2 separate regions of the Homo sapiens genome follow, and region 2 is linked to region 1. Evidence: read pairs that join two places in POLR2A ChIA-PET (ENCODE). Cell type or tissue: PC-9. All regions are shown on one strand. Each heading gives the region's core, and the rest is flanking DNA. Links, peaks and the distances in the headings are about the cores only. Region 1 overlaps TECPR2 (tectonin beta-propeller repeat containing 2). Region 2 holds the start of LOC124903387 (a long non-coding RNA gene).

What was found. ChIA-PET counts read pairs that join two places held together with the same protein. Peaks named below come from ENCODE experiments on the same cell type or tissue, not always from the same donor. Only the 100,000 strongest peaks of a DNase experiment are listed, where the experiment ranks them.
Region 2: POLR2A ChIA-PET joins it to region 1 with 6 read pairs; 1 of 35 experiments calls an interaction of 5 or more read pairs at or near these places.

What each region holds. Positions count from the first base shown.
Region 1 is chr14:102,434,366-102,449,519 of GRCh38, reverse strand. It overlaps TECPR2 (tectonin beta-propeller repeat containing 2), which reads right to left. Exons shown (of 20, transcript NM_014844.5): 9 at 14,309-15,154; 10 at 11,315-11,498; 11 at 8,911-9,084; 12 at 5,693-5,873; 13 at 3,573-3,714. Among named protein-coding and RNA genes, the nearest start is that of ANKRD9, 68 kb to the left of the region's middle. RefSeq lists an enhancer at 9,185-9,692 and a silencer at 11,362-11,411. In PC-9, for the core only: a CTCF peak has its summit at 7,227; DNase peaks (open chromatin) are centred at 6,789 and 7,809; H3K4me3 peaks cover 1,185 bases; H3K27ac peaks cover 3,695 bases.
Region 2 is chr14:101,326,073-101,341,226 of GRCh38, reverse strand. LOC124903387 (a long non-coding RNA gene) reads left to right here and starts at 5,734. Exons shown (of 7, transcript XR_007064342.1): 1 at 5,734-6,022; 2 at 6,307-6,386; 3 at 6,502-6,588; 4 at 6,843-6,994; 5 at 8,364-10,036; 6 at 10,127-13,014; 7 at 14,054-15,154. RefSeq lists a silencer at 7,589-7,789. In PC-9, for the core only: no CTCF peak of the experiment used is centred there; DNase peaks (open chromatin) are centred at 5,636 and 7,676.

The sequences.
Region 1 (15,154 bases), core at 2,973-10,972:
ACAAGATGACCATCCAAACACAAATGTGCACGTGTGCGCTTGTGAAAGGACCAAAAAAATGTGGCAGGATGCCATCAAACTGCTAATGCTAACTCCAGCTCCTTCGTAGGGTTGGATTTAAAGGTATGGAAGAATATATTCACATTTTATATACTTTTATACAACATGGATCTGTTACAAGCATGTATTACTTTTGTGATTATCACCCCCTCACACCCCTTCTAAGAAGACTTTCATTCTAATCAGAGTGAGAAAGAATAATTTTGCCATCTTTTCTGAGACAGTCTTGCTCTGGCATCCAGGCTGGAATGCAGTGGCACAATCATACTCAGCCTTGACTTCCAGGATCAAGCAATCCTCCCACCTCAGCCTCCCAAATACAGGCGAATGCTACTACATGTAGCCAATTTTTAAATTTTTTGTAGAGACAGGTCTCCCTGTGTTGCCCAGGGCTGGTCTTGAACTTCTGGGCTCAAGTGATCTCCCTGCCTTGGCCTCCCAAAGTGTTGGGATTACTGGCATGAACCACTATGCCCAGCTTTAATTTTGCTTTTAAATCAGGTATTTCCAATGGACAACAGTATACGGTACTTAGAAACATAATATGCATCTAAAAAGGTATCACAAGTAGAGTGATGAACTTTTTTTTTTTTGAGACATAGTCTTGCCCTGCCACCCAGGCTGGAGTGCAGTGGTGCAATTTTGGCTCACCGCAACCTCTGCCTCCTGGGTTCAAGAGATTCTCGTGCCTCAGCCTCCCGAGTAGCTGGGACTACAGGCGCACGCCACAACAGCCGGCTAATTTTTTATATTTTTAGTAAAGATGGGGTTTCACCATGTTGGCCAGGCTGGTCTTGAACTCCTGACCTCAGGTGATCCGCCCGCCCAGGCCTCCCAAAGTGCTGGGATTACAGGTGTGAGCCACCATGCAAGGCTGTGATGAACTAATTTATGATCTGAATTGGGACTACTAATAATTACTCCAGGGCAAGAGCATCAACTAGGACCATCCTGGGTATCTAGACTCTAACCCTAGCTCAGAAGGGTAGCTTGCTTCTATAACATTCCTGAAAAGCATTCATATACCTCAGACATTTCTCCAACCACCCCTCCCTGCAGGAAGCTCTTCTCTTCTTGGGCAGCTTGATATAAGGCAAATTCTTTATGAGTGAAAATCTGATTCTCCATGATGTTCACTCACATTTCTGCCCTGCTGGGTTTGATTACATAAAACATCACTGGCATAAATGCCCTACTCCTGGTCGGGCACAGTGGCTCACGCCTGTAATCCCAGCACTTTGGGAGGCCAAGGCAGGTGGATTACTTGAGGTCAGGAGTTCCAGACCAGCCTGCCAACATGGTGAAACCCTGTCTCTACAAAAATACATATATGTATATTTTTACATGTATATGTATATATATGGTTACAAGTACACAAAAGGTATTTTAAAATCATTTGCATGACTATCAAATATTACCTAGTATATAAATTAGATACATCTGTATATAATGTACATATTATATAGAATACATATTTTATCAAAGAGTAAACACAACTCATTTTTCTACATTCTCATCTGAAAGACCTCAGAGCAGTCAATGCAAGACAAGCCTTCAACAAAGCAAGTCTGAGGTGACAATAAAACATAAACCAATGGGGCAAGATACTTCAGAAACATCAAATACTGGCCGGGCGCGGTGGTTCACGCCTATAATCCCAGCACTTTGGGAGGCTGAGGCAGGCAGATCACAAGGTCAAGACATTGAGACCAACCTGGCCAACATGGTGAAACCCTGTCTCTACCAAAAATACACAAATTAGCTGGGCCTGGTGGTGCGTGCCTGTAGTCCCAGCTACCCAGGAGGCTGAGGCAGGAGAATCGCTTGAACCCAGGAGGCGGAGGTTGCAGTGAGCCGAGATTGCGCCATTGTACTCCAGACTGGGTGACAGAGCAAGACTCCGTCTCAAAAAAAAGAAACATCAAATATTTCACGACCATCGACTATCAGTGAAATCTTACCTACCACAGTGGGAGACTGTGGGAGCAACACTAACACTAAACTATACCAAAGAAGGGGAAAGTAGACACTCCTTTGAAAATCCATTCTAGGGCCGAGGGTGGTGGTTCACACCTGTAATCCCAGCGCTTTGGGAGGTCAAGGTGGGAGGATTGCTTGAGCCAAGGAGTTCGAGACCAGCCTGGGTAACAGCAAGACCTTGTCTCTACCAAAATAATTAGCCAGGCATGGTGGCATGTGCCTGTGGTCCCAGCTACTTGGGAGGCTGAGGTGGGTCGTGATCCTGCCACCACACTCCAGTGTGGGCAAAAGAGTGAGACTCTGCCCCAGAAAAAAAGAAAAGAAAAAGAAAAGAGAAATTCATTCTAGGCGCTCTTGCTGGGACCAAATCACACACAGTGAGCTTGATTATACCCTCATCCTGTTTCTTATAGTGTTTCCTTTTCTGGAAGCACGTGGGAAAATTCTCCTGTCTTTGCTGAAATACCATCTACTTAGAGGCCTTCTGAATAAGCAGAGACAGCTCAATTTTAATTCTGGGTTGGGCTTTCAAACCTATTATCTGGGCTCTTTTCTCAGCACATTTGTTCATAATTAAACATCATTATTACCTAGGTCTTCAAATGGATGTCACTGGGTTTATTTAGCCTATAATAATAAATATATAAACAATATCAAAATAAATAAATTAAGTGCATTATTTACACAAAGAGTTTGCAAATTATTTCCTATGATGAAAAGTCCTTTATGTTTCTAATGCACTCAAACACAGCAAAGTCTAATCCATCAAATAGAAAAAAGGAATACTATTGGCTGGGAGTGGTGGCTCCACTTGTAATCCCAGCACTTTGGGAGGCGGAGAGGGTGGATTTCTCTCTCTCTCTCTTTTTTATTTTTATTTATTTTGAGACAGGGTCTAGCTCTGTTGCCCAGGTTGGAGTGTGGTGGTGTGATCTTGGCTGAAACCTTTGTCTCCTGGGCTCAAACTATTCTCCCACCTCAGCCTTCCGAGTAGTTGGGACCAACGGCGTGTGCCACCATGTCCAACTAATTTTTGTATTTTTGGTAGAGACAGGGTTTCACCATGTTGCCCAGGCTGGCTTTGAACTCCTGGACTCGAGTGATCTGCCTGCCTTGGCCTCTCAAATTGCTGGGATTACAGGTGTGAGCCACTCTGCCCAGTCTGGGTGGATCTCTTGAGCTCAGGAGTTTGAGACCAGCCTGCACAACATGCCAAAACCCTGTCTCTACAAACAAATACAAAAAACTAGCCAGGCATGGTGGCACACGCCTGTAGTCCCAGCTACCTGGGAGGCTGAGGTGGGAGAATCACCTGAGCCCAGGAAGTCAAGACTGCAGTGAGCCGTGACTGCACCACTGCCCTTCCGCCTGGATGACGGAAGGAGATCTTGTTTCAAAACAAACAAACAAATAATAAAAAAGTGAGTATTTTAAATTTAATCTAGTATCGTTAAGGAAAAGAGAGAAGTAAGAAAAGGGGAAGCAGAAAAGGTCGGGAGACCTCGGCACGTGGCGCAGAGCTGAACACCTACTTGCCACCAATGGTCGTCATCTCCTTGGGGCTTCTTGGAAATAATGCCAGTTCTGAACCACAGGTTCCCATGGATGTCCAGGGCCCAGAGAGTCTGCTGATCCCCGAGCGTTATGCAGACGGGTTCTAAAGCTTGCCTTTCGCTGAAAATAAGGAGGAGAACAGGGGGGTCAGCACCCATAGGCAGAGTGCCCAGTGTGTCTGGACTGCGGACATCCAGGGTCTCCCGGCAGGCGTGGCTGGGAGAAGAGACGTGGCCCTGGAGCGGATCAGCAGGTGCCAGGGAAGGAAGTTTGGGTCTGAGTTAAATTACTGTGCAAGAGATATGGTTCAAGTGGGTGGCAGCTTTTGAAAGACACACTGATGACCCAGAATGGCTGGGAACACTCTTAAGAGAGAAAATAACCTAAGAAAAAAGCGAGTAGGCACAAAAGGAATCCAAGGCCCCTGAGCGCCTCCATCTCTCTACTCCTTCCCCTACCAATCCAAGGCCCCTGAGTGCCTCCATCTCTCTACTCCTTCCCCCGCCAATCCAAGGCCCCTGAGTGCCTCCATCTCTCTACTCCTTCCCCCGCCAATCCAAGGCCCCTGAGCGCCTCCATCTCTCTACTCCCTCCCTCACCAAGGGAATGACTGTAAACTCCCCCGATGTGCCAGGCTATTCTGTGCAGCTGGACCTAGGCAGACACTGCCCTCTTTGCTGGAGACGCCCTCCCCCTCCTTCCATATGGGGAAGTCCTCGTCAGCTTCAAGGCTTAGCTGTTGGTCCACTCTGCATGCTGCCTTCCTGATCTCTGCATGGAGTCCATGGTTCCCTCAGTGCTGCATGCTCCACACTCCTGTTTAGGGCCATCTGTGCTAATGGGTGTCCATCCATGCACGGGGCCCCCATGAGACTTGGAACTGATGAGAGCAGGGCCAGTCTCAGCCCTCTTGGCGCACCCAGCCCCTAGCACCATTCTGGCTTTTTGTTGTTGTTGCTTTTTTTTGTCTGTCTGTTTTTTGAGATGGAGTCTTGCTCTGTCACCCAGGCTGGAGTGCAATGGTGCGATCTCAGCTCTCTGCAACTTCCGCCTCCCAGGTTCAAGTGATTCTCCTGCCTCAGCCTCCTGAGATGCCCGGTTAATTTTTGTATTTTTAATAGAGACGGGATTTCACTATGTTGGTCAGTCTGGTCTCGAACTCTTGACCTCGTGATCCGCCTGCCTTGGCCTTCCAAAGTGTTGGGATTACAGGCGTGAGCCACCACACCTGGACCATTCTGGCTCTTAATAGGTATTCACTGAAAGTTTATTGGCTTGCTAAATTCAAACCAAGAATATCCTAATCTAGTTTTTCAAAGGACTATTAATACTTCCATACTAGTAAAATGATCTGATGGCAATTCTATAACTAACATCTTGAATGGTAAAAAAAAAAATAGCTTAATAAATTACAGTTCAGAGATCGGGCCAGGCATAGTGGCTCATGTCTGTAATCCCAGCACTTTGGGAGGCCAAGGCAGGAGAATTGCTTGAGCCCAAGAGTTCGAGATGAGTCTGGGCAACATGATGAAAACCCAAAACTCATCTCTACAAAAAATACAAAAATTAGCTGGGCATGGTGGCATGCATCTGTAGTCCCAGCTACTCAGGAGGCTGAGGCAGGAGGATCACCTGAGCCCGGAGGTCAAGGCTGCAGTGAGCCGTGATCGTGGCACTGCACCCCAGCCTGGGTGACAGAGTGAGAACCTGTATCAAAAAAAAAAAAAAAAGCTACAGTTCAGAGATCAACTTCGATTAGCATGAAAATAAAGAAAAATATTTGGACCTAAGCCGTCACAGACACTAAACCAGAACTACCTGACGGTGGGCAATTCTGAATAGAGACCGTCATGACAGACTCATGACGCTGTGATGCTCAGGGCTGCGCAGAGGGCGGCAGCATTTTTAAAAAGCGAGCTCTGACTCAACGTCCAGTTTGCCGGTCAGAATTAGGCAGAGATTCAAGCTTAGCCTATAGCCATGGAGGCTGCAGGTGCTGCCTCCCAGGAACGGCCTCATGGTGCCTTGTGGTGTCAAGTGGACAAGAACGAAGGGTAGGACAAGCACGATGTGAAAGGAGTCTCTGGCCCGCCAGTACCTGACAATGTCACACTTCCACTGCTCGCCTTCCGGACAGAAGCTGCTCACGCCCTCCCGGTACAGGAGGGCCCTCTGCTCTGTCAGCGCCCACACCACATTGTTCCGGGCTGTGATCTGGGACAGCGGGTAGGGACAGTCCACCTTTACGGCTCTGGCACAAGGGCGATCCACGCTCAGACCTGCCAGGAAGATGGGAAGAAGCCCCAAAGACACACAGTCAGAACTCCACACCTCATTTTGACTTGGTTATTGGCTTATTTTTCCTTTTTTGGTATTTTGCTATATTCTTTTATGATGAGTGCTTTAAAAAAAAACTTTAATTAATTAATTAATTAAAAATATAGACGGGGCCTTTCTACGTTGCCCAGGCTGATCTCAAACTCCTGGGCTCAAGAGATCCTCCCACCTCAGCCTCCCAAAGTGCTGGGATTACAGGCAGGAGCTGCCCTGTCCGGCCGCTTTTTTGTTGTCAAGTTTAATCAACATAAAGTGGTTAAATTCTGCCTAAATGTAACATCTATCTGAAAACAGTTTTAGACACTCTTTGAAAACTGAACAATTCAGAATTATCTGGTGTCCCAATGTAGCTTAAGAAGTTCTAAGAGAAGAACACAAAAGCCAAGAGCAGGAGAGTGGCCAGATGGAGGCCCAAAGGCTGCAGGGCAGAGCAGCTCTTCCAGGCAGAGGGCTGCAGCGCTGCTGGAGTTGGCAGGGACCTGAGGCCTGCAGTCGTTCCTGCAGAGAGCTCCAGCACGGCGGCTCCTCTCTGCTCTGACTGGGTGCGAGGTTCCACTAATAAAATGAAACCCCGAATTTCCCAGATGAAATCTGAGGTCTGTCAAACTGCAAGGCAGTGGCAGGCCAAAGCTCAGGGTCCCTGGCTCCCTGTCCAGGGCTCTCCCCTTGCCTCCTTGTGTTCTGTCAATAAAGTATGTCTAAATGAGCTCAAAGGCTATTCCCAGGGGAGCAGACAGACCAACTGTCGCCTACAACCCTGTATTCCTTGACCTTAGGCCTGCAATTAGGTCTCAGTACTCAAATATGCTCCGTGACTAATCACAGACGCACCTATAGTATTGCAGTCCTTGGGTGATATTTCCTTCCACTAAACTAGGTGGGAATCACCGGCAGGACTTCTTACACGACACACTCCTGAGCAGTCTCCAGAGGGATTGGACCTAATCCAACAGGTCTGGGTGGGGCCACCTCATGTGAAATCACTGTCCTGGTGATTCCTCTGGCACTACTGGTTTAGAGGTCACTCGCTCCTCACCCCCAGGCCAGAAGCACCTCCTGTCTTCCCCATGACCAAAGCTCAAATGTCCTGGCAGCTTAGATGTGCATGTGCCTTGACAGAGCTACTTTCATTTAAAGAAAGACACAGGAACTAGGCTGGAGAGACCTGGGCCAGCATATGGCCTATGAAGCCAGCATGGCTGTGCACCCAGGCCAGAGGTTCTTACACAGCTAGGAGAGAGCCAGCTGTGCAAGAGCTTCAACCTGAAGACTCATCCCCAGCTGACGACTCACAGCAGTGATTAAAACATGCTCCTGAGGCCGGTGGCTCACGCCTATAATGCCAGCATTTTGGGAGGCTGAGGCGGGCGGATCACAAGGTCAGGAGTTCAAGACCAGACTGGCCAACATAGTGAAACCCTGCCTCTACTAAAAATACAAAAGTGAGCTGGACATGGTGGCATGTGCCTGTAGTCCCAGCTACTCGGGAGGCTGAGGTAGGAGAATCGCTTGAACCCAGGAAGTGGAGGTTGCAGTGAGCCGAGATTGTGCCACTACACTCCAGCCTGGGCAACAGAGCGAGATTCCGTCTCAAAACAACAACAACAACATTCTCCTGGAATCAACAACATTAAACGCCTGGAAGACTGATCTTTACATAAATCCAACGTGGCCTCTGGACAACTGACGATAACTCCTGCCCCACAGTCCTTCCAGATACTGATAAATCACATTGCTGGTGGAAGATCCTTCCCCATTCTGCTGACAGTAAACACTGACTGTCATTACAGCTTATTTTTAATAAGCAAGTCCCACTGTGCCCTTCCATCAGCTAAAAACTTCCCTGAGGGCAGCTTCCTGTGACTTGCTGAACTGCTATTTTTGTTTTGTTTTGTTTTGAGACGGAGTCTCGCCCTGTCACCAGGCTGGAGAGTGCAGTGGCGCGATCTCAGCTCACTGCAAGCTCTGCCTCCCAGGTTCAAGTGATTCTTGTGCCTCAGGCTCCCAAGTAGCTGGGATTACAGGCAAGCGCCACCACGCCCAGCTAATTTTTTGTATTTTTTTTTTTTTTTTTAGTAGAGACAGAGTTTCACCATGTTGGCCAGGTTGGTCTTGAACTCCTGACCTCAGGTGATCTGCTCGTCTAGGCCTCCCAAAGTGTTGGGATTACAGGCATGAGCCACCACACCTGGCCTGAACTGCTATTTAGAGCAAATTATGGCCTGGTGTGGTGGCTCACACCTGTAATCCCAGCACTTTGGGAGGCTGAGGCGGGCAGATCACTTGAGGTCAGAAGTTCAAGACCAGCCTGGCCGACATAGTGAAACTCCATCTCTACTAAAAATACAAAAAAATTGGCTGGGCGTGGTGATGGGCACCTGTAATCCCAGCCTGTGATCAGGAAGCTGAGGCAGGAGGATCACTTGAACCCAGGAGGCAGAGGTTGCAGTGAGTCAAGATGGCACCACTGCATGCCAGCCTGGGCAAGAGAGCGAGACTCCGTCTCAAAATAAAAAAGAGCAAATTATTTCTTTTTTTTTCCTGGCCCACGGGTAAGTAAGTATATAGGAGCCGGGCTTTGATATGGCTGAAAAAAAAAATGCAGCCACTTAAACTTTAGCTTAAAGGGGGAAATGAATTTTATGTCCTTCCTCTGTATTCTTACCTCTTAAGATCTAACATTGTAGGATACGTGATATGCGGTGGTTGGCCATAGGAGAATAAGATTCTGTTTCTGTATCTCACCAAATAATCCTATTCATTTTTGCCCTAAATTTGTCCTGGGTTGAGTTTGTGTCAATGCAGGAAACTGCTAATACATGCCAAATGGCAAATACTCTCTTCCCAGAAGTGTCTTAATTCGAATGGATTTAGCCTCTTAATCATAGCGATTGTGGTAAGCATGTTACTAGCAAAGCAGGGTGCAGCAGAGGCAGTGACGGCAGAGCTGGCAGGCCTCTAAGCGTGGCCCGCGGTTACCTGTCTGCAAGTATAGGTCCCCACTGGTCCTGATGATCCAGGCCGTGTCATCGCTCAGGGCCACAAACACTGCCTGGGGCAGGGCTTCGTACCAGTGCCGCTTCCCCTTGATGGTGACTTTCCCACAAGCAAAAGCCCGGTTAGATTTCTGTTCAATCTTCCAGAGAAGGGCTCCTATGGAAATAAAAATTCTATTCACTGTCCAATAAATACTAGAATATATTTCTATACAAAAGTCTTCATGCTGGGCATTGAGGGGAGAAAGATTTCTAAAACACATCCTGTTCTGTCCCCCCAAGTGGGGAAAGAGGCCACCAGACCCAGGTTTGGGCCCTTGGCCACCACCCAGTGGCTATGCAGCTTCAGGCTCCATGTCACCGCCCGTCTCCAAGCTTCACTTTCCTCCTGGGCCGTGGGGATCATCTCCACCTTACAGGGCTGCTCTAAAGACTGCAGACGGAAGCAGATCAACCACATGGCCACAGAGCTGGGCACATGACAGGCGCTCCTCACACGGGAGGAGAAACACTGATGACATTATTAGGTTTGATAAGTCTCCAAATAAACATCCTAAGCACAACTAGTGCCCTAGGAGAGGCTGAAAAAGTCCTTTAGGGATTCAAAGAGAAGGATCAGTTCTGGATGAGCTGAATGGAAAAGGTGCACAGAAGGAACACACTTGCACTGAGTTGGCCTGTTTTCACTGTGAAGAGGACTTTGATGAAGAGATGGAGGAGGAGAGAGGAAAGGGAAGGCAGGATAGCGCTGCAGCTGGAGGCCTGGAGCAGGCCGACGCAGGCAAGGCAAGGGGCCACCAGTGATCACCGAGTGTCAGCTGGGCTGGACTAGAGGGCCTGTCGAGCATCTCTGCCTGTGGTGCCCCCGGCACAAGGGCTCTGCTGCCCACCAAGGACATGGGACTGGGCCCTGAAGGACGCCTCAACTGAGCAGGTGAATCTCATGGAGATACAGAGTTCCCGCTAGCACAGTGAGGGACCAAGGGGCCTGGGAATACAAGTAACTAATATAGTCAGGAATAGAACCAAAGTTCTAAAAGGCTAAGGAGACAAACCTGAAGGTAAATGATACCAACGAGAAATGAATTAAAACACACAACTGTGTAATGACAGCTTGTGGAGTGGGTTGTTAGCCAGTCTCTAAAGAAAAATATTTTTCAAACAAACAGTGAAAGCAAGCAAGAAAAACAACGCTGAACAAACTAATATTTTAAACAGTGACAGAGACCAGGGAGAATTAAGGGAAATTCATCCCGAAACACAGTGAAGTTACAGAGAACAGACAGGTCCCAAGCCACAGACTCAGCTTCGGCTTCGTCTGACTTCTATTCCAATGTCCTGACAGTAAACCAGGCTGCTTCAAGGCAAAAGTGTCCCCACTGGCGTAGGTGCCGACGTGGCCAACACAACCTTAAGAAAAAACAAGCAAAGCCGGGCGTAGTGGCTCTCACCTGTAATCCCAGCATTTTGGGAGGCTGAGGCGGGCGGATCATGAGGTCAGGAGATCAAGACCATCCTGGCTACCACAGTGAAACCCCGTGTCCACTAAAAAAATACAAAAAAATTAGCTGGGCGTGGTGGCGGGTGCCTGTAGTCCCAGCTACTGGGGAGGCTGAGGCAGGAGAATAGTGCGAACCTGGGAGGTGGAGCTCGCAGTGAGCTGAGATTGTACCACTGCACTCCAGCCTGGGCAACACAGCAAGACTCTGTCTCAAAAAAAAAAAAAAAAGAAAGAAAGAAAGAAAAAGCAAGCAAATGATTCCATGCAGATATGGGAGGTCTTCCAGCTCAGGAGAACATCGTTCAGGAAACACCAGCTCCAGTTCACTAACAATGGCCTAACAGCAGCATGAAAGAATGAATGGACTTTCCTTTTAGAGTCAGGGAGTAGACTGTTCACCCACAGCAGAGAGCTCATTAAAACAGAATTCCTAAAGAGGAAGCCAAATAATTGGAATATATCTAACATATCCATAGGCCCGTCTTCGTTAGTTCGGTTGCTTTAAAGCAACAATGAGAAAGAGAAACACGTATTATTTTTATGAAGAGTTAGTATATTAATATCCCTAAAAAAGTCCCTCAATTTTCAAACTTTTTGTCTAGCTTACAAAAATACGATCAGAGCTTACCATTGCAATTAATAAAGAAAACAAAAACTCAAACTGAACACCCATTTACACTACGAATTGACATCCAATGAAGCAATTCACGTTCTTTGGAGACAACCCCTCAAACGTTCCTGAAGAGGCAAACCTGGTGAACGCACGGCAGCGTGAGCCCAGAGCTGCTGCAGGGGAGCCCTGTACTAAGATGTCTGCACCCCGGGGGCGGGGAGCAGGAGCGGCGAGCGGGAGCAGGGAGCGGGAGCAGGGAGCGGGGAGGCGAACCTGAGGGCGAGACTGCCACCTGCTGGACAGCATCTTCAAACTTCTGCCAGCGCAGCCCGGCGCCCGGCAACGCGCTGCAGAACAGGCCGCCTTTGTAGTCCAGGCACCAGATATACTTCTCGGAGACCACCAAGCTGAGGATGCCATAGCCGGGACCCGAGTAGCCCATCCAGCTTTCTGCAAACTAACAAGGGAAGAGCCAGTGAGTTCTGTGGCAGAGGACACAGCCACATTTGGCTTACTGTTCTCAGTAAGAAAGGTGAGAGGATATCATTAACACGAGACGGTAAAACGGGTCAGCAAGACGCCAAGTCAACCCTTCTCCCAACCCCTGCTATCTGTGGACACCCCTCTACTACAAACCTTCTGAGACGCGTGCTGCTGTCTCCCTACAAAGACTCCCTGGAGTCCCTGGATGACATTTTCTCCTGTTCTAACACCTTTGCAAATGTAACGCTTAGAGCATCACATCACGTTACGAAGGAGCTGCTATTATTCTGCAGGCATACCTCACCTTACACAAAGAGCCAGGTTCTTCAACATTTGGATGCAAGTCAATTTTTTGTAGTCTAATCATTACAGAGGCACTGGATATATGGCACTACCACTGTCTTTCTTTTTTCCACCATATTTTCTTTTTTTTTTCCTTTTTGAGACAGAGACTCGCTCTGTCGCCCAGGCTGGAGTACAGGGGCACAATCTCGGCTCACTGCAACCTCCGCCTCCTGGGTTCAAGCAAGTCGCAATTCTCCTGCCTCAGGCTCCTGAGTACTTGGGATTACAGGCATCTGCCACCACACCCGGCTATTTTTTGTATTTTTAGTAGAGACGGGGTTTCGCCATGTTGGCCAGGCTGGTCTCGAACTCCTGACCTCAGGTGATTCGCCCACCTTGGCCTCCCAAAGTGCTGGGATTACAGGCGTGAGCCACTGTGCCCGACCTTGCTAGAATTCTTTTAAAAATCAAAGCTAAATAAAGTCTTTGTACTTTAATACTTTTCAATAAATGCAAAGAAGATAAATGTATTTGTACAGATACCCACATAGAAGTTAACTACTTCAAAGAAAATGGTGCCCAACTCTTCTCAATCCAGCCCTGCTCACCATGGCAAGTCTTACTTCCACACCGAACCTCCAAATAAAAACACACCATAAAATTTCTTGGCTTCCCAGCTACCTGGAGTGGGATGAGGAAGGGAGGAAGTTAGAGAGTCAGGGGCTCAAAGGGCCAGGATCCCTGTCACCTAAGTGAGGGCTTTCCTAAATTTCTGGCCTAGAATTCCAATACCCCACCCCACCGACAGTCTGCCTGGCTAACGCCCAGACATTAGGGGGCCATGCTGCTTGCGCTTCCTGCAGCCCTGTACTTTGCTCAGTACCCTCACCTGAGTCCCACTCAACTGCGAGGATGTGAACATGTACCTGGCTCCCCCTCAAGACTCTGAGGCTCAGGAAGATGGAATCCACAACTAGCTGCCATCTGCACTGTGGTCCCCAGCATAATCACAGAGGCTGACAGTCAAGGCCACTCAAGAACCACTGGGTTGAAAAGATAAATGCCGGATGACTGAATAAAAGGCCACCCTTGGCCAGGCACAGCAGCTCACACCTGTAATCCCAGCACTTTGGGAAGCCGAGGCAGGCAGATTGCTTGAGCTCAGGAGTTCGAGACCAGCTTGGGCAATATGGCAAAACCCCTTCTCTACAAAAAATACAAAAATTAGCTGGGCATGGTGGCACATGCCTGTAGTCCCAGTGACTCAGGAAGCTGAGGCAGGTGGATCACTTGAGCTTGGGGAGGTCGAGGCAGCAATGAGCCATGATTGCGCCACTGCGCTCCATCCTGGGTGACAGAGTGAGACCCTGTCTCAGAAAAAAAAAAAAAAAAGAAAGAAAGAAGAAAAAAAAGCCAGACTTATGGCGTTTTGTCTCAAAACAAGTAAGCAGCATGTTTCACTTCTGAGGCATGACAGCACAGAGGGTGAGTGAGGGGGTCCTGGGGCCCGCCCTTCATTTGCTATGTGACCTTGTGCAAGCTGTCTAGCTGTTCTGTGCTTCCATTTTCTCCTCTGTAAAATGGGGACAAGAAGAGTGCCTATTTTATAGTTCGTGTTTAGAGAAGTAAAAGAGTTAAACCTCTAAAGTGCTTTGTGGGATACCTGCACATGGTGAGCACTGACAAAGCGTCACACTGCTAGCACTGACAGAAGCCAGCGTAGACTGTGGAAAGCACACGTGGCTGTAAGTGCGCAGCCATAATTCATACCTCACATCGACAGTTAGTAGGAGACAGGGCAAGACACAGTTTTGAAACAAATATATCTAGTAATAATTACTTGCTAAGGGAAGTAGGCACTTTTAAAAAAATCACTTTTAATATAAAATGCTCAAGGACAGTTAAAAGTCATCTCCTAGTTACATGTGCTGGGTGGACCTACAAAGACTGGTTACTCCAAACTGGTTCCTGTACAGCTCGCAGGGGAGCCTTGGAGCCACTGTTCGGAGGTTGAGGAGACAGCAGTTCTGGAAATGGCCTCGTGCTCTTGCAGATGGTTCCTTGGAGGGGTGTGAGGAGAAGGACAGGAGACTCCCTGCCTCCAAACTGCTCAGAGCTTTCTCTACTCCACAGGTGGACAGTCCTCTGCCCACTGGTTTTCTGAGATGGCCCCAGGCCAATTCAGCCCTGCCCTACGATGGCTAACAGTAAGTGCCTACACCAGCCTGCACTTGTGGGGTCAGAGGAAACAGCAAGACGCTACCTTGGTTGGGGAGGCAGGTTACTGAGCAGGGTAGAACAGGTCAGAAGTAGTTCAAGCCATTCATAGTCCCTGTGCTGGAAATCCCCTGAAACCCAGACTTGAAAACAGAGTTGGCCTACGGATTTTGCAGTAGGAATAGAATTTCTTTCCATGAGAAGGAAAATAATCAGTCTTGACAATTATTACCCTTAAGAAAGAAGCCTCAGCTACTTTTCCCACCACCCGAACCCACATACCTGATCTGGCTTGAGCAGCCCGGCGTCCTCTGCACCCAGCCGGCTCAGGTCCTGCTGGGAGCAACTAGGTCCGAGCTCTGTCACACTCGTCTCTGAGGATGAAGAAGGAAGCCCGTGGGCATAGATGTCCTCCTCATCGCTGGACGTCAATGTCTGATCCCGTGGAGGCTGCTCAAGCCAGGGCTTGTGAGTGCTGGCTGCCAAGGCAGAGACCGGAGTCAGCTGTCCTCCCACACTCCCCAAGACACGTTCAGAAATGGGTATTTCTTTCTGACCTGTGTCATCATCAGTGACAGCATGCCAGAGATTTGTGCTGAGGTGGCCAGAGGCCTCCATGCTGGTTAGGATGTCCTGCTCTTGGCTGGGCTCCACGGGGCTGCCTTCATCAGCTCTGGTCCCAGGCAGCCACTGTTCAGCACTTGGGGCCCAGCTGAGGCTGGAAGGCACAGTGAGTGAGTTCAGGAGGGGGACTTCACAAAAAGTGCTTTGGGGGCCAATGGGTTGGATGTCTTCCCCATCATGCGCCCCAGGAGAGCTGTCCTGTTCTTGGAAGGGTAACTGTGTGCTATTTGGTCCATCATCTGCAGGACACGGCTCATCTCCGAGTCCCGTGACATCACTGCCTCCCACATCTTCCCTCGCTCCATTGAGCAGCTCCCGCCCATGTGCATGGTGACAGTGTGGCATTTCAGTTCTAATGTCATCTTCCTCAGCCAGAGAATCAGGCATTGATCCTGACACCTCCAGGACATTAAACGTTTCGGGGTCAGTATTTTCCTGTGGGACACCGTTCACTTCACCATTGAAGCTGCTTTCCTGGTCTGGAGACTCTGCACTTAACTGATC
Region 2 (15,154 bases), core at 3,401-11,400, 1.1 Mb after region 1:
TGACTCATGTGCGTGCGTGTGTGTGTGTGTGTGTGTGTGTGTGTGTGTGTGTGGGAGCCTTATTATGAGGAATTGGCTTGCACGATTATGGAGGTGAGAAACCCCATGATCTGCCTCTGCAAGCTGGAGCCCCAGGAAAGCCCCAGGTGCTATAGTTCAGTTGGAGCCAAAGTCCTGAGAACCAGGGTAGACGATGGTGTTAAGTCCCAGGCCAAGGGCAGAAGAACATGAGATGATCTTTTTTTTTCCAGCTCAAGCAGGCAGGTAGGAAGAAAGAAAGAAAGGTGAATTCCTTCTTCCTCCACCTTTCGTTACATTCAGGGCCTCAAGGGGTGAGATGCTGTCCACTCACACTGGGGAGGGTGATTTGCTTGGCGGAATCCACTCAAATGCTCACCTCATCCTGAAACACTCTCATAGGCACACCCAATAATGATGTTTAATCCGGGCAGCCCTTGGCCTGCTCAAGTTGACACATACAATTAGCCATCGCACAGAGGATGGGAGAGTCAGTTCCCACCTTCCTCTTACGACGATGGCTAAGCTCTAGCCCAGGAGACCCTGCCTCCTCACGCATGTCACAGGCCACCATCTTTGGCAGCAGGTGGCAGAAATTCAGTCCTTGTTTGGGAACTCACAGATGATACGAAAAGAGACTAACATGGGAAAGGGGAGAGGAGTTTGTCTCAATCTGGGCAGATATCTTCCACTTCTAGAATCTGAGAAAGTGATAAAAGAACTTACTGAAGAAGCATAAGTTGCTCATCTTGGTAGCTGAGCAAAGGAGTCCAATGAGATTAATTTCCCTGCTGCTGAAAATCTGTTGCATGAGTTTTGGGTTTCCCTTTGTCCTTTTCCCCCTTGGCTTCTGGTATGAAAATGACAGCTCCACATTTGCTTGACACTGTAGAACTATGAAGTCAAGAAAACAGAAGGCTTCCATTTGTTTTTTATAGGAGTGCTAATGGCCTCTTCTCAGATTTGTGTCTGCCTCTGGGTAAATGGCCAGTGCCTTTTGTCATGAAATTAAAACCATTTGAAGCAAATGGGAATTATAAGTGTGTGACCATTATCGAAATGCATCTTTAAATTTCATAAGCTCATAATTTTGGATACGTGAATTCAGTGCACATATTATTTTAGGTTTGTGGAGTTTTCAAAGGATATTCAAGCTTAAGGAAGGGAATTGAAAAAGATCTGATTGTATTGAGAAATACAAATAAAATCCTAAGCCCCCCAGCTGACTGAATGGACCTCCTCTTGGCCAAAGAGACCCCCAGAGAACCTTAAAAACTGAGTTCCCGGCCATGGGATGGATGAGAGGTCAGGCACACCTCAAGACAGCCCCTCCCTCGCTAACCGCCATTAGAGTTTCTTTTTAAAGAGATAAACAGAAACCAGCCCTTTTGAAAGATTTGCTCCACTGCTGATTTCAACCAGTCACCTGACGTTACAGCCAGACCCCCTGCCTTTTGCAGTTTAGACACAACAACTGACCAGCATGAACGCTAGAGATAATCAGACTGACGATAGGATGCCAAATTGCAAGTAAGACCGGAGGCCGTGGCAGGCAAGGGTTAAATCACGCACCTCTGTGCTTCAAGAATAAACGAGGCTCTCACTGCCACGAGGTTTTGTCTTTTTTCTAACAGCTAAATAAGCATTGACCTCAAGATAAGCAATATTAAAACAATGGCAGCTCCACCAGATGCTGACTAACTGATCCCTGTCCCGCAAGCCATAACTACAGCTTCGAGTGAACAAGAGACTGATTTCAGTAACTTTCCCCTGATGGGAGACCACCCTCCAGGGACTGGTTCTGGCTGGTCCATGGGGACTGTGCACTGAGTGCCTTGGAGTCCCAGCTGCACCTTGCGACATATAGGGCCCAACTGTAAAACATTTAAATGTGAAGTCTTCACTCCCAGGTGAACATGTGTGTGTTGATGGATGTAACAAAGATGTTTGCTTACTACACGTGCACACAGCCCCTCTTCATGAATCTTCCCAGCTCCTCCTATAACCTGCTAAATCTGTACGCTTAGCCAGCTCCTTCAGCATAGTTTCCTCTTTTACTGTTCCTTCTTCAAAGTGCCTGTTCCTGATTTAACAAGTTGTTAAACAGAACAGCCTACAGGTTGTAATCGTTTATAAAAAATAAAACTCCTCTTTTCTAAATGTATAGATCTCGTGATTTTAAGTCAATGGTATCATGGCAAAATTTGTTACCTGTCCCCCAACTCCCCACTCCCATTGGTTTCAAAGTTTCAGGACAATTTCTATAATTAATAAGAAGCTCTGTGGCTGGGTGCAGTGGCTCATGCCTATTATCCTAGCACTTTGGGAGGCCGAAGCGGACAAATTACTTCAGCCCAGGAGTCTGATACTAGTCTGGCCAACATGGTGAAACCCCATCTCTACCAAAAATACAACAACAACAAAATTAGCTGAGCATGGTGGTACATGCCTGTAATCCCAGCTACTGGGGAGGTTGAGGGTGGAGAACCCCTTGAACCCGGGAGGCGGAGGTTGCAGTGAGCTGAGATTGCACCATCGCACTCCATCCTGGGCAACACAGCAAGACTCTGTCTCAAAAAAAAAGAAGAAGAAGCTCCATGACACATTACACCACCTGAGACTCCCCAGACCCTGGTCAGTGCAATCGCGTCTCAGCAACCTGTGTGCCGTTCTGCGGCTCCTTTCCAGCCTCCGTCTTCCATCCTTCCCCTGCCTCCTACCTTTCCTCTTATTCTGTCTCTTTTTAAGACCCAGTTTACCTGTCGCTTACTTCTCTTGGAATTATTTTTACTGCTTATGAAGATTGGTTGTTATGTTCTAGTAGCAATGACAGATCTCCAAGCCATTTCTTCCTTGGAGAATTTCTCTGCTTTTAAAACAGGCCCCTGGATATTTGATAAAAGCAGCTGCGGAAGCTGTGAAGAGTGGCTGACACCTTTGTTTCTAATGATATTTTAAAGATGTTCCCATTGGGAAACGTGGAACTGTGTTTGAGAGGAAAACAAAACCCAAAAGCTTATAAACAATGATATTAATGATGATGGAGACTTTTCCTCATAATTAAATAAGCAGTCCTAATTTTATAAAATACAATTATCAGGAGTTTAGATTTTTAATCTCCTGTGTATTTTGAAGCATGGCTAAAATATAATAAATCCTAATTGATTTCTTCCAAACAAGCAAAGCCTACAAAAATCCATGGAAAAAATTTACCTTTAAAAATAAATATTATAAAGTCCACACAAATTCACTATTTCCCAGCAGAAAAAGAGCTAGCCCTTTAGAGAAGGGACCCTCCTTGATCTCCAGGAATGACACTAAGGGGGAGCAGACCATTCCTATTCAGAAAACGTGAGCTGAGCCTTGTCATTCCCTTTTCCTCTTGGAGCAGAGGCTGGCTAGTGGAGGTCAGAAGACTGAGGTCCTAGAATGGGAAATTTGGGCCATGGAGAAAAGGAGGCAAAATCATATGACTTGGTGTTAAATGTTTTCATGGCTGTGGGAAATAAACCCATAAGTTCACCCTACAGCACCTTCCTCTACACTGCTCATGTGGCTGTTTCTTCAAACCAGACTGATGAGCTATTTATTTTATTAATTTGTTAAATATAGATGGATGCTGGGCTGACAGCGATGAATAAGAGAAAGCTCAGCCTGCTGCCTCGATGGGGTTTATCTGCCACTGGTAGAGACGCCCAACTCACAACTAAATAACAACCAATGATTTCATCTCATTTGCCACCGGTGACTTGCAGGAGAGGCTGCAAAGCCTGGAATGAGTGGGCTTGACCCCAGATTGAGGCTCGGGAAAGAAGGCTTCCTTGAGGAAGCCATGTTTGAACATTCGAAGGATACAGGCAGGTGCACACAAGGTGGGGAAGGGCGTTTCTGGCAGACGGCATAGCATGTAAAGGCCCCCGAGCAGGAAGGGCAGAATGAGGAAAGAAAAGACAGACAGACAGTGTGGGTGTAACCAGGTGAAAGGAGAGCAGTTCATGGAGCCAGCCTGCAGGGGAGGGCACTTCTGGGCCCACAAGTAATAATGTTGCCTCATGGTGGCAATATTTTGGCACCTTCTTCCGGCCACAGCAACTCCTCAAATGTTACTACTGGCTGAGTCGAGCAATTTTGTCTTCAAGGTCTTGAAATGCCTTGGAATGGAATCACGTGGCCTGGGAGCATAGCACCCTCCTCCCCTGGGCGGCAGTCCTGGACTGCTCACCTCTTCCCCTGGCCACTGCTCACTCTGTTCCTTGCAGTCTGAGGTACTTCTTGAAGAGATGATGGCAACCAACGAGGAGCTGAGGAGTGTCTTCTTCATCCCTGACATCTGTTCCTGATACACCATCTGCCCTAGACAACAAGCCCACGTCTTTCTTCTTGTTCTTCCTTCTCCACTTCTTGTTTGGACTCTGGGAGTGGAGGAAGTCATTATGCCTCACGCTCGGGGAGCCTGCAAACATTCTGCAGAGGAAAAGGGGCTTGGGGAATTACTTTCTGGGCTCCTATCGTCTCTTCTTGACATTATTTGCTTGGGGGCTCAGCTTTCCAGCTGGCTGGAGCAATTCAGAGAGGTCTGTCCTTCCCAACAAATGGAAGGGAGGGGCTCAAGGTTACTCTGTCCTGCACAGGTGGACATTGGCCCAGCAGGCTGCAAATGTAGATGAGATTTTACATAGACTCTAAAAATCACCATGACATTATCTAACATTAAAAAAAAATCCTGCAAGCAAATTGGACAGAGGACTGAAGCAGGGAGAGATGCTGGGAAAACCTGTTTTCTTCTCAAAGCACTATCAGTGACATGCCATATGGTTTTTGCCAAACCATTTGGCTGCTTTAAGATTTTCTATTCCCAAATGTAAAACTGAGCTAATAGAATTTGCCACCCCACTGGGATATCACAAGCACTAATCAGAATGTCTATAAATGCCTTTGAACTCCTTTGGAAAAACATGCAACCAAAATACCAAGTGGGATTTATATAAATGTCATGCTAACCCTAGATCTTCATTTTGACAGTGGGAATTTAGGGCTTACGTGGATGCATTTATTACAGTTCTCACCGAAATTACACATGACTGGATGCCTTGAGCTTTAATTTTTTTTTTTTAACAAGACTTTGCAACCTGCCAGGTTGAAACTCAGAAATTTTTCAAATGTGAATTCCGTTATGAAGAACAGTTTGCATTGAGGAAGTTTTCTTTAACTATCTGGGTCTATCCCATATGCCATGGCCATTGAGGTCCTGTCATCACCTTTGGTTTCCTTGAACTGAAAATAAGACAACCTGATCTTTTATCCTCAAATCTTTGGGGCGTGCTATGGTGCATTATCTTAATACTCATGCATTCTCTGTCCTTTCTGTTGGGAGAATTGAGAAAAAATTTCTATCGACAAATCTGCAAAGGTTCATCCTTTAGAAAGCCCCATGACTGTTTATTTGACTCTCGGATAATTATACTTAAGTCCATGTGTTTACTTCGGAGATCTCCAAAAAGAGTAGAAAAGATCTAGCAACCCCAAATTAGTTTAGGAACCAGCATGTCCCTTGCTTTAAGGAACACAGTAAACATTTCAAAAGAGCATGCCAGCTCATTATCTAACTCTCTCTTCAGTGACTTCAGGGAAAACAGCAGCAGTTAAGCAATGTTTGCCAAAAGCAAATCTGGGGACGGGTGTTGATTTTAAAAGAGAAGGAAAGAAGAGCTAGTTGCTCGCTGCAGGTTCTCCTGGCTCGGCGGCGCGGAGGCAAAGGCCTGTTTCTGCAAAGACTTTGTGAGGCCCCATGACTCTTCCTCAACCTCCCGACCGCTGGAGGTCCCTGATAGTTGAATAAGCTAAGTGCAATGTGCCCGCCCAGTTCTTTCCTGGAAGATGAAACACAGCTCCCTGAGTCAGGAGACAGAAGAATGGATAAACATTCCTCAATTGCTGTTGATAGGTTCTCACCCCAGAACCCAGGCAGTCGGCCTCATGCTCCAGAGTGCAGGTCCCATAAGGCGTGAGTATGGGGGTGTTTTCCACCATGACATCAAGTGCATCCCCACACTGCCCCCAAACGTAATTAGCATGTCCTATGGCTGTTGGAGATTCTGGCTTGTTTCGAGAACTAGCTTCCTGGCACTCTAGGGCTCAACTGCAAAGAAATGCTCTTTTGTGATAACGCATCTGGACATCCAGTGCAAGAAACTGAGCATTAGTCCCCCTGACCCTCCCACCCCCCAGAAAGACTCCAACTGAAAGGTTGCACAATGGCTGATCAAAGTCCACCACATTTCTTTCCAGGGCTACGATTTTGTTCTGTCTCCACTCTGGGGAGTTGGAAGGCTGGAGCACGGACGAGCCATCTCTCCCCCTACCTCCTGGTGATGTTTGGAAATCTTAATTTTGTTTTATAGGTCACAGGTCAGCCCATCCATGCCGATCCTTGTAATTGGACAGGACGTGCTTTGTGTGGTCTGATTACATCTTTTCTTTCAGACCCAAGGGGAGCCGTCAATTAGAGCCGTGCTTGAGCCTAAGGCTGACCTGAACCGTTTGAAGGCAGATCTTCCATGGAGTGCCCCGGTACTACTTCATTTCCAGGAATCTTAATTACAAGGCATTACTCTGATGGATTGAATGTATTAAGTAGCCTCAATTCACCCCAGTTTGCAGCCCTTTGGGAGGCGGCTCCCCTCCCATCATTTTCTGCCCCGCTTTGCTGCCCCAGTGCCATGGCACCAGGAGGGCTTTGTTCCAAACCAACTTTGAGCTGTGAGTATTATCAGAGGCCCCTCCCCTGCCTGGAGGCCTTTCGGAAACTACTTTATCTCTTGCAGGTCCTTTTCTGGAAAGGTCAAAGGGATGAGAGGGGTCTCTGCAGTGTCCTGGATCTGGTTTCAACCTCACCTTCTCCATGTATGAGAAGACAAGTCACTTGGATTCACCATGCCTCGGTTTCCCCAGATGGCAAGCAGGACTCAGCCTTTTGGTGAGAATCAGATAAGACTTAGAATGAGATGAGAATTACATGTGAATGCACAGTTGGGACGTGGTGCGTATTTCACTGTGGGGCTGTGACTGCCAGGCAGACCTGAGATTGCTTCTGAAGAAGAGCCGCTGACTGGTTCGTGGGCCATCTCGGCAGGATGTGCACTGGGAGCAGGTGCTCCTGACCTTCCTCCATGGTTCCTGCCAAGTCCTCAGTGATACGGAATGCTAGCCAAGCCCCTGGGGGAAGGGACACAGGGCCCCTCTGAAATTTCAAAGCCGGTTTGCACAGCAAGTTCCAGGAGAAGGTGGGCACATTTGCATAGCCACCAAGGAGCCTCTTTGTTGGAAGGGAATCAAGGCAGGACCCTCCTCCTTTTTTCAATTTAATAATGAACAGCCGGGCATGGTGCTGACTTGGGGCTGCTGGCAGGGACAGGCACCAGCGTTGCCAATGGAGAGCTAGCTAGCTATGAGAGAAATTCAGGGGCAGTGCCGGGGGCTGAGTGGGGGTGCCAGCAGTGTGTGCTGGATGGGAAGTGGGGCTGGGGGGCCTTGCTAGGAGCAGTGGCTACCGATGTGTGAGCAAACCAAAGGAGTTGTCACCCTGGAACCTGCTCAACAGAGCACCCGGTGATCACCCTGCTAGGACATCCTTGCGGCTATGGACAAGTGCCCATTGGGTGACTCAGGCACCTTATCGGAGCCCCTCCCCAACCCCATGTGGTGAGTGCAGTCGTATTCACTCTTTACCAAATAGCAGCTTAGCATCCACTTTTCTCCCTTTTTCTTCTGGGTCACCAGAGGGCTTAAGTGTGACTGGTTGCAGACGTGGCACTTGTGGCCGTGTAGGATGCCACACGTGGCTGATGTGGAAGGGGCACTGCAGGTGTGACGGATGCCAGGCACTGAGGAAGCAGCTGCATGCCCTCTGGCCTCACTGGTACAGTTTTCCAGGTGCCGTCTCACACCCTAAGCTGGCCAAGGCATCCTTGGGGATGGCCCTGGAGCAGCGCCTCCCTATCTGCTCGCTGCAGAGGTGACAGCATTTAATATGGCAAAGGCTTCCCAGGGGCCAAATGGAGAGGTCATCAGAGCCTCGTGGTGAGAGCCAGGTCCAGATTTGGCTTTCTGGAAGTGAACGACTAACATGATCCACCTATGACCACAGATTGTTCTCTGAAATAAGTCACAACTTTGAAAGAATGAGTGAGCTTTCTCCTGGGATTTGATTTGGTTAGAGGGTAAGGAGCACACTGCTTTGGCCACACTGTGGGTCTCTAACACGGTCTCCAACCCTTTGTTCCATTTTCTCCCCTCCCTCTTCCCCTTGTCCCCCTCATTTTCTTTCCTTTCCTTCCTTTGAACAGTACCTGGTCCATCAGAGGACGAGCTTTCACGTGTTAGCCAACACCTCCGTCATCACCATCATTGCCATGATCATCGTCCTCATCACCTTGACACGCTGAGCTTTGTAGCTTAAAAACAAAATGCCTTTAACAATGTGCAACAGGTCTAAGATGCCACCTTTGGGATCAGATGGGAGTTTGGGATTATTTCTATTTTCCAATTGTTCAGCCCCCTCCCACTAAGTGCGAAGCGGAGAGCCATTAAGTTGCAATGGATTTGATTCACCACGTGGCCCCTCAAATCCTTTCTGGAACAAGATTGGATGTAAAAATAAATCAAATAAATGCATTTTCAGCGTGTGCAGCCCAGCCCAGAGCTCCTTGCAGATGACTTCTTCCTTTCAAGCATGTGCCCAGCCAGTGCCACTAGGAAAGTGTCAAAGAGAAAAGCCGGCTCTGGCCCCGGGTTGCATTGGAGCAGTGGATTGAGCTCTTCAACTCTCAGCACTTCAACACTCCGCTTGTCCCCTAAGGGTTTTCTGAAGGTCACTGATGCTGGCAGGAAGTGTGGAAAAAGGATGTTTATACCTGGGGCCGGGAGATGGCCTCTCTCAGGCTGGGAGAGACTGGCAGAGCTGCCTGATAATGAGAACAATGCCATCCACACCATTGTGAGCACACGGTAAGCCTCAGGCATGTGGTACACCTGAGAGGCGCTTCTGTGTCTCCTGGATTGTTTATGACAATCATGACAAGCAGCCACTGCCTTCCCATTTCACAGCCAAAGGAAGCATGGTGTGGGCAGATGCAGTTGCAGTTTGTCTCCAAGGAAGGAAAGTGGCTGAGTTGTAAGTGGCTGAGTTGCAGGCTGGACTTCGGTCCATATTATTATGGGTTGAACTGTGTTCCTCCCCCCAGATTTATGTTATGGTCCTACCTCCCAGGACCTTGGAGTGTCACTTTACTTAGAAGTAATGTAGTTGCAGAGGTAATTAGTTACGATGAAGTCATGCTGGAATGGGGTAGGCCCTCGTCCAATAGGACAGGTCCTTATCAAAAGGGGAAATTTGGAGACAGACCCGCACTCAGGGTGGATGCCACCTGAGGATGGAGGCAGAGGTCAGCGTGGTGCTTCTACAAGCCAAGGAAGGCCAAGGATGACCAGTGAGTTAGGAGAAGCCGGGAGAGGCCAGGGACAGATCCTCCCTCACAGTCTTAGAAAGAAGCAGTCCTGCTGACACTGCAGTCTGGATCTTGCAGCCTCCGGAACTGTGAGCGAGTACACTTCGGCTGTGTAAGGCACACGGTCTGTGGTGCTTTGTGAATTACGGCATCCCTGGGAGACTGACACAGACATCAAACCAAACCTGTCCCCTTTCCACTGTATTTCCTTGAGCTTTAACGGAGCAACGAGAAGACTTTGAAGGCCCCCTTGAGTCCTCTACAGGGTGAGGACGGAAAGGAAGCAGGCCTGGGCTCCAGGGTCCCAGGGCTCTGGGAGAGGACTCTTGGTGCCTGCTGGTGGCTGTTCCCTCCTCCTCTCTGTCAAGCCACTTTTCCCGTTTCTGCACTCGCTCTTGGGCTGAGACTCCTCAAGAGGGAACTCCCTTGGTGCCGCCATCTGCGGCCGTGGGAGGGATCAGAGTGGCCCAGCGGCCATGCAGAGGGTGCGCAGTGCTGAAGAAGTCATGGAGGTGAGACCCACTTGTGAGGCTTTTGAAAATGTTCACTTTTGGATAATGAGCTTTTATTTATTTATTTATTATTTATTCATTTATTTTCAGCAAACTGATCTCTTACTAGAACGAAGTCAACAAGAGCTACCCTTGGACTCTGGATGCCTGGGAGGGTCTGGAGCCGTCGGGCAGAAGGAGAAGGTGGAGCGGGTCTTCCCGGAGGCCGGCTCCCACGGGGGCGGCCAAGGCTCTGGGCCTCTCGGCATGCCTCTGCGGATCCTGTTGGATCCAGAACCGTCTGGATCACCTGAAGAGTTATTTGATACCAGCTGATTTTCTAAGGGGACAGCCGGGTGGGGATATCATAGGCAGGCACACTGGCTTCAGAATTAGAGGCCAAAAGTGTGGACTCTCTCAGCCACTAACTCAGTTCTGCTCTCTGGCAAAACCCTTCGCAGCTCGGGCTGCCCTGTCTGTGAGTGGAGGTGGGCAGCTCCCGTCTCAGAGTCCTGGTGGGGGTGAGGTGGAAGGCCCCAGGGGCGGCACCCTCCAGTGAACTCCGTAGCTTCCTCCCCTTCATCTCCCACGTTGTTTACAGTGTAGCTAGGGGTCAGGACACTGTCCCTATTTCATATGCTTTGTTTGGCATTTTCGGTATTTAAGCCTCTGTCAATTCAATCAGACTTCGCTACAGAAAGGGCAAGATACCAGGAAATGCAGACAGTGCCTAAGCATCGTTCCTCATCTCGAACAGTGGTTCTAAGTTGACTCTGTGGTGTATTTCTAGTGGCAATACTAGATATTTTCCTTTATAGCAAAAATGAGAATCTTTATTAAAACAACTATGTATTATTATTTAACATCCTGATTCCAAAGTGACAGCTATATGGCATGGCTTATTAAGAAAGTTGATATCTAGGTGCTTTGACAGTTTACTAAATCTTTTTTTAAAAATTTATTTATTTATTTTTGAGACATGGGGTCTTGCTATATTGCCCAGGCTGGTCTCAAACTCCTGGCTCAAGCAATCCTCCCACTTTGGCCTCCTAAAGTGCTGGGATTACAAGTGCGAGCCATGACACCCAGCCCAGTTAACTAATTCTTGATGATTGAAAGCTTTATAGCCCTAGTCTCACCTCACTCTTTAATGCCTGCTTTCCACCTCTGAAGCTAGAATGTTCCTGATGCATACGTGTGGGTCTAGGGTGGTGAGTGGGAGTTTTCTCTGTCCCTGATCTCTGCTAATAATATTGAAGGATACAGGCCTAGTTTTTCACCATCCCTATTCTGAACTAGGGAGGAAGGAGAGAGAAAGAGAAGGGGGCAGTGGAGAGAGAGAAAAAGAATGAGAGAGAGATTGAGAGAGGAGGCAGGCAAAACTCCTATCTATAGGCCATTTCCGTGCCTTTGAGAATATTAATTCCTGTGGCTTCTCCTGGAGAGAATGAACAATTTTCCACTCTCATAAAGAAAAAAGACAATTTCCTTCCTCCCAATAGGAGTTTGCAGGGGCCCTGTGCTGCTCTGGAAATTGCACGAAATGTCAATACTATAGACAGACATATACATTAAGCTCTTCTTAGCCTGGCTCCTTAACAACCACTCTGGTGTCCACAGCCTGCCTTAACGACACACTGCCTTAGTGGTGCGGTCCAAGATGACTGGTTTTAAAAAGAGCTGTGTCCTCCTGGTGCAGACAATCTCATGACGACAATGTGTTAGGCAGGAAACATGTGGGTCTTCAAGCAGAATTCCCGTGACTCTGAGCTGAGACTTACCACGGGGACCCTGAATTACTTGGAACCTTGTGCTTTCAGCTTTGGAGGGTGCGATGGGGTGGGGGGGCCTCTCTTTTAGCAAGATTTTAAGCTCATGAGAGGCACGTCCTGCCCTGTGCCTCATTGCCAGCAACCTCTGTAACCCTCTAGAACCTGAAACTTAATGATAACTGTGTGGGGAGGGCCTGCCAGAGGGCTTGGCTTTGACACTTGTTTATGGAGCAGGCAGGCGTGTTGCACCCCTGTTTGCAAAAATGGGGCTGATTTTATTCTTACTGTGAAGGTCTTTAGCTATTTTCTTCCAGAGAAGTACTACCTTTCCTGTTCTCTCTCTTTTCTAAACGTTTCTTTGAAATATAATACATAGGCAGAAAAGTGCATAGGAGTGTACAGCTTGATGCCTTTTCATTGACGGAACACACCTGTGTAACTGGCATCCAGATCAAGAGACAGAATATCCCATAACCTCTGAAATTGCCCCACTCCCCTGCTCCCCACCACGGTAAATCACTAGCCTGCCCTCCAATGATACAGAGCAGTTTTGCCTGTTCTTGTACTTTACATAAACGGAGCTACACAGTATGTGCCTTCTTCGCGCCTGTTTCTTTTGTTGCAACATTTAGTCATTTAGTCAGATTTAGCCACAGTCTTGCCTGTGGTTTTCAATCCTTCATTCTGGTTGTTATATGGTAATCCAATGCATGAATGTACTACAGTTTATCTACTCTACTGATGAGGAACACGTAGTTAGCTTCCAGTTTGGGGCTATTACAAACAGTGCTGCTGGGAATATTGTAGTTTACACTTTTTGTTGCATGTCTGTGAGCGTGTCTACTGGAGGGCATACCTGGGAATGACATGCTAAGGCCAAGGGCTCGTTAATCTTTAACAGACAGATGCAACCAAGGCCATGACAGTTTGCAACGGCCAGGAGGGAGAGTCCTGCTTGGGTACATCTTGGCCATACATTTTGGTCAACACTTGGTATTTTTCTGGTGCACATTTTCGTTATTTGCCTTTTCTTTTTCCTCCCCTCTCCTCCAGAAATACAGCCATTTGGATTGACAAAGATGCAACAGCAATTCAATGGCGGAATAGTCAGTAGTCGGTTTAACCAATGGTATTGGAAAAATGGGACATCCATATGTGAAAAAATGAACCTGGGCCGGGCGCAGTGGCTCATGCCTGTAATCCCAGCACTTTGGGAGACTGACGCAGGTGGGTCACAAGGTCAAGAGATCGAGACCATCCTGGCCAATATGGTGAATCCCCATCTCTACTAAAAATACAAAAATTAGCTGGGCGTGGTGGTACATGCCTGTAGTCCCAGCTACTGGGAGGCTGAGGCAGGAGAATTGCTTGAACCCGGGAGTGGGAGGTTGCAGTGAGCCGAGATGGCGCCACTGCACTCCAGCCTGGTAACAGAGTGAGATTCCGTCTCAAAAAAAAAAAAAAAAAAAAAAAAAAAACCTGAACCTAGACTTCACTCCTCATATACTAAGAGCGTGTGTATGTGTTCTTTTCAAACACCTGTGGAATATTTACAAAAATCCTGTTAGGAACAAAATCTCAGCCAAGTCCCCAAGGCAGAATTCACTAGGCTAATTTCTCTGACTTCAACGGAAGACAATTAGAAATTAGTATCCAAAGAATGTCGGCGCTAAGAGGCGGAGGGTTTTCGTTGTTGTTGTCCGTGGCTATAGCCCCAAAGCCTAGAATAGTGCCTGGCATCAATTTCTGAATTAGTGAAAAACGTAATGAGGCATACTGATTAGAACACATCCAATAAAAATTAACAGAGGAGCTAAAGTAACGATATGTATTGTTTATTGAATGTCTAGAGGTACATTTTCCAGGCTCTGTGTAACATCCTCATGAAGAATCCAAGCCCGTTCCTTCTGCTCTGTATTCTCATTGTCTTGGCCTCATGGTCCCAAGATGACGATGATGATTATACTAGTATTAATAACTATTATTATTATAAAGATAATGATAGTTCGTATGACTTGCTTTGTGCCAATTGTTGTTCTGAGCCCCTGACGTATTGTTATACATTACATGCTCACATCTGTCCATGAGCTAGGTGTAATTTTTCCTCATTTGCAGATGGGAAAATAGAGGCATAGAGCGATTCAGTAACTTGTCCAAAGTCATACAGCTAATAATTGGTACAGCCAGGAGTTAAGCTCAGGCATAGCCCATAGTCTGTGCTTACTTTCTAAGTTTTATTTTAACTCCAGGTGTTGTATTTTCACAGCCAAAGCAGGAAGAAAGAGGCCACATGAGGCCACGTAGCCACAACAATCTCAAGGGAGGCCGGGAAATTAAGTATCTGACGAAAAAGAGCAGGAGTTCCACCTTAAATGAAGCAGGAGCCAGGCCTGAGAGCAGGACGCACTGCCATGCTGAACAGAGGGCCTGGTCCCTAAAGCAGGAAGGAGTCAAGGATCGCAGTCGGGATTGACAAATGATATCTCTGCCATATTAAAAAATAATCTATCTACTTGCAAATTTGAAAAAATTCTAGATAACTTGGGTTAAAAAGAAAATGAACACTTTGGGAGGTTGAGGCGGGCAGATCACGAGGTCAGGAGATCGAGACCATCCTGGCTAACAAGGTGAAATCCCGTCTCTACTAAAAATACAAAAAATTAGCTGGGCACAGTGGCGGGTGGCTGTAGTCCCAGCTACTCGGGAGGCTGAGGCAGGAGAATGGCGTGAACCCGGGAGGCAGAGCTTGCAGTGAGCCAAGATAGCACCACTGCACTCCAGCCTGGGTGAAAGAGCAAGACTCCGTCTCAAAAAAAAAAAAAAAAGAAAGAAAGAAAATGAAAATCTATTTAGAAATAATTGGGAATAGATTAACTAAAATTCAGAAGAGGAGAAAAAATCTAAAGAAGGGGAAAAGTCTAAAGAGAAGGATAACCCATAGAAAAAAATGGAAGGGTAATCAGAGGACTACAGGCCCACACTGCTGTGCAGGCATATTCTGCATTTCTAAGGAATAATGACATTCATATTAATATTATACTTATAAAAGCTATTCCACAGAATATAAAAAGATGATCTCCAACTCATTCAATAAAGCTAGTATTACCCTGACACCAAATCCAGACATAACTAGTGCAGAAAATATATACGCCACCCCACTTGTGCAAATGATACAAAAAAATTCCAACTAAAACATGAGCAAATACAAGAATGCGATGTACTAGAAGATCACATTTTTCCTAGGAATGAAAAGATGGTTCGAGGTTAGGGAACCTATCAGTGTAATTTCCTGCAATAACAGTTAAAAGAGACCGACGATATGACCGTCTCAGTAAACATAGCAGATAGTGTGTTGCTGCTCCATCCT